Linked DNA regions of Homo sapiens: region 1 is linked to region 2. The links are chromatin loops, found by intact Hi-C in ENCODE. Cell type or tissue: PC-3. All regions are shown on one strand. Links, peaks and the distances in the headings refer to the core of each region. The heading gives the core; the rest is flanking DNA. Region 1 overlaps ZPLD1 (zona pellucida like domain containing 1). Region 2 has its middle 95 kb from the start of ZPLD1.

The links. Hi-C counts contacts between places; a loop is a spot of excess contacts. Peaks named below come from ENCODE experiments on the same cell type or tissue, not always from the same donor. Only the 100,000 strongest peaks of a DNase experiment are listed, where the experiment ranks them.
Region 1: a loop joins it to region 2, with 5 times the contacts of the local background. A loop is called at or near these places in 13 of 110 quality-filtered maps.

Annotation. Positions count from the first base shown.
Region 1 is chr3:102,464,293-102,468,701 of GRCh38, forward strand. The region is part of intron 8 of ZPLD1 (zona pellucida like domain containing 1); the gene reads left to right. Among named protein-coding and RNA genes, the nearest start is that of ZPLD1, 31 kb to the left of the region's middle. In PC-3, for the core only: CTCF peaks have their summits at 1,990 and 2,190; no DNase peak of the experiment used is centred there.
Region 2 is chr3:102,527,618-102,532,026 of GRCh38, forward strand. No RefSeq gene overlaps it. Among named protein-coding and RNA genes, the nearest start is that of ZPLD1, 95 kb to the left of the region's middle. In PC-3, for the core only: a CTCF peak has its summit at 2,051 (motif pointing left); DNase peaks (open chromatin) are centred at 2,024 and 3,294; H3K4me3 peaks cover 432 bases; H3K27ac peaks cover 3,300 bases.

The DNA.
Region 1 (4,409 bases), core at 152-4,151, 63 kb before region 2:
CCAGTTGTAGATAATTGAAATGGAATATCTAAGTCAGATAAATTATAAAGCACTATTATAGCTTTTGAATTTCAAGTTTTACATTTTGAACTTTGAGTCCTTATAAAGCTGAAAGTATAAAATTTGAGAGCAGTTATCAACACAAAATGCTGATAAGGCTATTGTTGAATCAGAGTTCTAAGTAAGTTATGTCCACCAAAGATGTTTTATTCATGTTTAGGAATATGGGAATATTTCACTGTCTTAGGAAACGCATAGTTAGGATATTATTCGCAGGAAAAGAAATGCAATAGAGGTTACTATTTATCTGCAACTAGACTGTCTCATATGTCAAAAGGAGAGTAAAATTAAAGTAATGGTCTGGATAATTTAGACCCCAAAATACTTTTGTTCATTTATCAGTATTTAGTATAAAACTATAATATAACCTACCACTCCTTTTCTTATTAGAGCCAATAACTTCATCCTCCTTCCCCAATAGACAGTGATATAGAGTGAATGTAATATATATCTGGGAAAAAAGGACATTGATCATAAAACCATTCAATCATCTCAGTTCCTTTTCAGCATTTTTTATCTGACAGCTGAACAGACTTGAGAGTCAAGCAATGTCTTCTAATCATGCTTATAAATTGCAATTGGCTCAGCTCACTGCAGCTAATTGACACATGATGGAAGTAATATAATGGGAAACCAAAAGAATACACTTTATTGGCTAATCAAGGGCAAGATGATGTTCAGAGGGTATGGTCAAACTGTTATTCTTACATATCCTATTTCTGGAAATGTTAATTTGAGCAACATTTTTGGGAAAAATTGTCAGTATGTATCAAAATACTTAAAAATTTCATATTCTTTGATTCTAGCTTTACAAATTGGGAAATATAGTTTAAAATATTTATGACATTCTGGTCTATCAGTGATATTTAAAATAGTAAAACATGGGAACAAATTATACATTCAGCAATAAGGAAATAGCTAGGTGAATTATGGACAACCAGTAAGTTGAGAGTCCATACAGGCACTACAATCATATAAAGTTATGTATTAGATAGAAAAAAATGGTTGGCTTTCTCCTACCTTCTCCCTTTCTGTCCTATTGGTATTTCTATCTTTGAAAATAATTGATTCTTTAACATTTAAAGGTATTAAAATATCAAGGAAAAGGAACCTAATATATAATTGTGTATATAATGAACTTCATTTATATAACAGAAAAGACTGTAAAGAGAAACAGCAAAAGGCTCACAGTGGTTTTTTATGCTTGGTAGGGTTATGGATTTTTTTTGACATTTCTCTTATTTTCCCAAACTTCTATAATCCTCATATATTGATAATCTGGAATATGATCATCAGACTTCTAGTGTGAATATAGAAGCAGCTTAGTTCTGAATCTTTTCAGTTTTCTTATTGGAAACCATTCAGAGTGAAATGCATAACTAAAGAAAAAAAATTTCCCAAATGTCCTTTTTTGTGAATCTAGGAGGAAAAGAAAACCTAGAAATTCTAAAGTAAATGCTAGTGTTGGTGAAAACAGTTAAGATCAAGAGAAAATGTTGTAAAAAGCAGTGTAGAAGAGGTGGTAAGGAAGGCAAGGAAGAAAAGTGGGTGCTGAGGGGGTCTTAAGGGAGTCAGCTCCCAGAAGCAGCTGGAGAAATACACACCTAGAAGGAAAGGGCACTACTTTGAATGGAAACTGCTATCCCCAGGGCTGGGGAATCTGAAGAAAAAACAGTAGAGAATGCTCAGAGCCTCAGAAGTGGCAGATCTCATAAAGTACCAGGAAAAGTATACCTTCTAAAGGTAAAGGAATCGCCTGGGAAGGCAGGGGCTCTGTCCTTGGTGGCAAGGCTGGTGAATAAACCTCAGGAACCCAGGGCTGATGGTAGAACCCTGTGAATATCTTTTAAGTTCAGTCAGCTGCACAGTTCTGCTATATTCAAAGAAAGTTGTTATTGAAAAACAGAGGAGGGAGCCCTTGAGTTGGGGAAACCCTTAAGGAAGGTATTTACCATTCCACATTGCCTTAGGGGTCCTAAAAATTTTAGGTTTAGGGAAATCCAACTCTTTCAAACTTGAATGATAAACAGATGCAGGTATTTCTTGCAGTGTTCCAATATTCTACAGGAAAAATATCGAAAATGGCAGAAAAGAAAATTTAAAGGTGAATTAAACTCACCAGAAAAATGCTGCCATGGAATATATAATATATACATTCCCACATTAATTTTTAAAAAGCAAAAAGCATCATGGTTATGAAGATAGAATTATGAGAACTTAGGTAAGTAAGGATAGGACAGTAAAAGCCATGGCTATGGAAATGTGTAAAGGAAACTGGGATAAGTGAAAATAAACAGAAATACAAAAAAATGTGTGAGAGGAAGGGACATGTAATTAGAAGGCATTCAAAGGAGTGCAGATCACAGCAGAAACAGTGTGGGACATGAAAGATAAGTATAAGAAATACAAATAAAAATAAACAAATATGAAGGAAAATAAAAAGAGGATTAAGTAAGAAAGATAGAAATAAAAAGGTGAGAAAGGGAATTCGATATATGTATAATATGCATAATTAGAATTGTCCCCCCAAAAGCCAAAATAATAGAACACATTGTTTAAAAATATAATCCAGGAACACTTTCCTAAATTAAAAAAAAATCTTACATTGATATAATGAAATGATGCCCTGGATGAAATTGAAGATTTCATTAAGTGGAAACCAGGGGAAATATAAAAAGACATAGAAATAAAATTTAAAAATTAGAATTTTACCTCTTACAAAACTTACTTCTGGTGGCCAACAAGTAAGTAAGGAAGTAAGGATACAGAAAATCTAAACGACATACGCAATAAGCTATATACAGAGAGACAGCAATTTATAACGATATCAAAAACCAGAAAGTCCTCACCACTTGGAAGTTGTAAAACCCATAAATAAGACTTGTATCAAAAATGAAAATATGAACCAATGTTTTGGAAGAAGTTAAGAAAAAGTTGGTTCCTTGAAAAAATACATTAATAGAGAATCACAAGCTAATCACGTCAAGAAAAAAAGGGATAAATGACAAATACAAAAAGATAAGCCGGGAATCAACATGGAAATGAGCAGAGTATGGTTCTATCAGATATCACAATCAATAAAATGTCACAATTATTAAAGGAATGTGATATTATGCAAAGCTAGACACATAGACAAAAGTCACAGAACAGTAAACTGAGAAATAGATCCCCAAACATATGGGAATTTAGTGTAAGATAGAGTGTGGTACCACAAATCAGTGGGATAAGTAGATTTTTTAAAACAGTGTTGGACATGGATAACAGTAAGATAAAAAATAGTATTGGACCTATACTTCACTCAATATACCATAATAAAACCTAAATAGATTATTAATTTAAAGGTAAAAACTACAACTTTAAAACTGGTAGAATAAAACAAGAGAAATACCTTTAAAACTTTGGAGTAAGGAAACTGGCTTCAGTGTAAATACTAGAAGCCACAAAATAACATATTGAAAATTTAACTACGTAAGAATAAAACTGTACACACACACACACACACACACACACACACACACACACACGGAATGTCCAAAGCCAAATAACAAAGGGAAACAATTTGCAACTTATATAACAACCAGTAACCACTTTTCTTAATACATAAAAGAACTCATAAGAATCAGAAAGAAAATGGCCAAGAACACAACAGAATTGATCAAAAGACACAAACCATTTTCAGATAAAGAAATGCAAATGACTATAAGGTATGTGAAGATACACAAACTCATTAATTATAAGAAAATACAAGTTAAAATTATAGGGTGATAGTTCATTTTTACTCTCAAATAGGGAATAATAAAAAATTTGATCCATACATTTCGCTGATGTAGCTCTGGAGAAGTAAGCATTGTTTTCATATATTGCTTGTGAAGTCCAAAATTGAATAATATTTATATAGGGCAAAGTGACAATATCTATTAAATGATTATATGGATGTATTCTGTAGTTAATCCTGTACATGTTCAACATGATATATTGTAAGATTATTCATTATTAGTTTTTAAAAAGCAAAAGATTCAAAAACAATGCATGTACATAAATAGGAAACTGATTAAATAAACTCTGAAACATGTCCATGATGAAATACTATACAGCTGTGGAAAAAAATGAGGAAGCTCTCTAAATATTGATACGGAAAGATCTCTAACACTGCTAAATCTTTAAAAGGCGAGGTACCACATAGTGTAGACAATATGCTATCATTTGTTTAAGGAGGGAGGACAATAAGAATACATTGCTTCTGTTTCTATTTTCATATACCCTGGGAATGATGTGAAAATAAATGAAAATAAATGAGAATGAAAATAAGTGAGATCACCTCTGGCAGGTTTCTATGTATTTTAAATTAT
Region 2 (4,409 bases), core at 215-4,214:
ATGAATACAGCTTATCATATGCTTTTTTCTCCTCTCACCTTGCTCACCACAGTGTCTTCCAGTAGTAGGTGGCAAGTAACTTATTTATCAACTTGTCTATTGACTAATAAGACCACGTAGATATCACCCTCTTATCAGGTGAAAAGAAATTTCCTTGAAATCTCACTTTATGAGATAGCTAAGTAAATTCCACTCACTCCATATGTGAATGTTCTGCTTTCCTGAATCTGATTAGGTTACAAGTTGTAAGGGCAGGACTCATTTTTTGGGTAATTATAGCTTTAAACGCACTCAGATGGCTATTACACACTAGCCATATCCAATAGATATAATAAATAATTAATTGAACAAATAAATAAATAAATAAATAAATAAATAAAAATTACAGCCCATAAAAGCTCCTCATTAACTTTCCCAGTACTAACCTACCTCTTGCAATTAATTTTACATTTTCTTGTTTCTCCTTTATTAAGTAAGCTGAAATGAAATAGAAATGATATAATTGTTTTTCTTTCTCATTTGGAGAAATACTCATGCAGTCTCAGTCCTCAGAGCATACAGAAAATGAGACTAGATGAGCTCCATTTGATACAGAAATAACAGAATTCTGAACAATAATGGAATCACATTTATTCCAGTGAATATATGTATACCCATTCCAATGCAGAAAATATTATAATTCTCATAAATTTAAAAAAATAAAAGATATTTATTTTGTCATTACAGAAGTATTCCAGAGGAAAAATTAGGATTTACTCCTCTTTTGTAATCACTATTATGTGAGGCTTCCTCAACAGTAAGCCCACCTCCTTTTAGTGAGGAAAAGTGCATATGAGCATCCCTGCTGTAGGTTCTTATCTTGAAGATAACTTTTCTCTTCCATACCCAAATTGCTAGTGTTATACAGTCCGAGGATGAGGTATGGGAACCCAAACATGAAGTTGTCAGTGTGTCTTACAGGAAAAGTACTAAGTGAATGATTCTGTCTATTCTGTGGAGGCCAAGTGATGTAATCTTTAGAAAAAATAGACATGATGTGATATTATTTGGGGGATTTTGTAAACCTTAAGGATATATGGTAGCGATAGTGGACAATGTTTCTCAGAGACATCTTTCCTCAGTACTAGTTTTGAGAGCTCTCCTACAGAAAGATGTGGGTCCACAGGCCAAGGATACACTCTACCCCAGTCCTAACTCTATTGTCAGATCATGAATTATCCATGCAGGAATATGTCTTTCAAGTACATTGTTTTGGATTCCTGAGAGCTTTAAATACAATTCAATCATTATTATTTTTCTAATCCAAAAATCAGTAGAGTGAATAATGGCCCACAAAATTCATCTAAAGGGATCTTGACTTGATTAAAATGACTCACTCAGGTTCATATAAATGTCTTGCACATAATTTCATTTTGAATTGGCAATGTGGCAATGTAGCACAAAGAGAACTGGACTAGAGGTTAGGAGAGCTGATTAAGGCTGGAATCTTCTTCAGTGAGGTGTGTGAACATAGCAAAATTAATACTTTCTGAACCCCAGCTTTCCTTATATTTATAGTGAAAGAATTATAAAAGACAAGGTCCATTATACCTCCAAGGTTCAGTCTAGCTCTTAAATTTATACTTTATATGACATTTCTGGGCTCTCTCAGAAAAGAGATTTTGTCTCACTATCCTTGGGATGAAAATAGGATACTTTCTTTTCTTTCATCTCTCCATTTGTCAGAGACAAAAAAAATCATCTCTCTCTTCTTAATGTTCTGTCTTAGTCTAGGCCACACTGTGGACAGAACAACATTGTCAGTTAGGGAACCGTGATTGGCTACACTCACCCTCTCTCTAAGCTGGTTTGCTAAAGGGAAGGCTTTGTCTCAAAATGGATGGCTATCAGTATGGTAGGTTTATCCAAAAAAAAAAAAAAAACCTCAGCAAGTTTATGTAAACACTGTGGTACTCAATGAAGGAAGTGCTGAGAGGGTAACAACATCTGACGAATGGGTAAATTTTCTGGAATCTCGCAAGGCTTTGAACATAGCTCTCCCTGGTGGAGACTGCCTGAGCCGACCTGATGTTGTTTTTCCTCATGGTTGGCAGTTATAGAGTGCAGTGGAACAATCAGTTCCTTGGTTATCCTCCAAGGTGAGCAAGGTCAGTTTTAAACAGCTTTGCTGTCAGGGAGCCTCATATTTTACTCTAGTCTCCTAACCTCACAAATCTTGAGGCTGGCACTGAAGTCAATGAGCCCTCTGCAGCCTGATTCCCCACAGCGACTTCTCTCTTCTTACAAACAATGCCTCATCTTGGTTCTGCACACCTGCACAGGTTTTTAGGGAGCAGGACTGCAATTAGTCAATGCAGCCATAATTCAACCGTTATAAAGTATTTGCTTTCACCAGGGTCCTTTTTGTACAGTCTCATATTAAGCATCCACCACAGGAAAATTGCCCTTGAATGTTTGGTCCTTCATCAGCATTAAACTACAGAGCTGACTTTGAATTTTGTCAAACGATTGTCATAGGACAGGGTGAGATTACATAGTCTTTTGCTTATTAGCATTTCATTTAGAACATTACCATATCAAATTGGCTTAATTCTCTTCAGGGTATAAATATTTAAATTTTACAAATTCCAATTATGTTCCTTGCCCCCATTTTGTTCTTCCCACAAGAAAAAAATAAATAAATAAACATGATTCAGAGTGTCTGTTAATCTCACTTAAGGCAAGGAGGAGCCTGAAGATGAACCGTTCATGAAATGACAGATGTCCTAAGAAAGAAAACATCTCCAAAATAAGACCATTTTACTCCCATTTCTTTCAGTGACATGGATGTTTCCAACTAAAATTATATTCAGCATTTTATTTCAATTAAGTAAGCTAGTGATATTGTTTGCAAATAGGTCCTGGTTAATATGGAGTTAAGTTCCTTGAAAATACAGCAGAACCCTTTTTGGGTGTGCCCTGATGATCCTCATCTGCTCCCTACGTGTCACTGACTTCTTTAGATTGTTATCAGGAAATTAGACACTCCATTGAAACAATCCTGGGAAAATAATTCAAGAATCTGGTTTTCATTTTCACTTCTGCTCCTAGAACATTGGACCAGCAGTGCTGGTCCTGTGAAGGACTTGTGTTTGTATGGATGGGACATTGCATAGACCAGCTTAGCAAGACTAATTGATGGTTCAAGTTCTCTGAAGTATAGTTAGTGGCCAGAGGTTGGACTAGAAGGAAGAGAATAAGCAATTTGTTTGTCCAGGTTTTGATTTGCCTGACCAGGTGTGTCCATTTTCTCATGGTTAATGCCTGCGTCAACAGCACTGAGAAGCAACTAAACATTAAAGATTTATGAAGAAAACATTTCATAACCTATGAAGAATTTTACAAACTCTTGGATAGATGAGTCATTGTGGCATTCCACATCTAATGCTATGAGTTGCTTTCCCTGTTCCCTCGTTTCCTTGTTGCATGTAGCCATATAATAAATAGAACTGAGCTGCGTGGTGACCCATGGGATAATTATAAATATAGTAATGATTGTCTTTGGTTTATCTGACAGACAAAATATGGAGAAATGTGATTATTGTACTGTGTTAAAATTGTTCTGTGCTAAGGGGCTGAAGGAGAAGTACAAACACCTTTGAGTACGGCCTTACCCGAAAGGCGTGATCATTCATCATTCTTTTTTTTCTTTTTTTTTTTTTTGAGATGGAGTCTCACTCTGTCACCCAGGCTGGAGTGCAATGGTGCAATCTTGGCTTACTGCGACCTCTGCCTCCCGGGTTCACACGATTCTCCTGCCTCAGCCTCCCGAATAGCTGGGACTACAGTGCACATCCCCACACCCGGCTAATTTTTTGTATTTTTAGTAGAGACAGGGTTTCACCGTGTTGGCCAGACTGGTCTCAAACTCCTGATCTCGTGATCTGCCTGCCTTGGCCTCCCAAAGTGTTGGGATTACAGGCGTGAGCCATCACGCCTGGCCAAGGTGGGATTATTCTTATTGTGAATCTACTGGAGAATCTACATTTGTTACAAAAAAGACAAAAATTCAGAGGGTCCACCCAAGGTGGGCTTAGAATTTGAATCTGTCTGCCTTTGTCTTGATTAAAAATGTATCATGATATTCAGGATAGAAAATTTATACTTTAGGTGGAGGCCTTGTCTCTCTCCAAACTTTTCTATAATGACTCTGAAGTATTTCTCAAAATGCAGTTCTTATGTCAATCATCTATGATGACTAGTTCCCAGTAGCCTTCTGGATAAAAATCTAAAGTATTAATCATGGCACCTCAGACCACAGACTAGCTCTTTAATGTCATCTCTTCTCTCTGGCCCTCTCATGCATTATTTTCTAGTTACATTGAACTGTCTATTATATCTTGGCTACTACATTTCTCATCTCCTTGTAT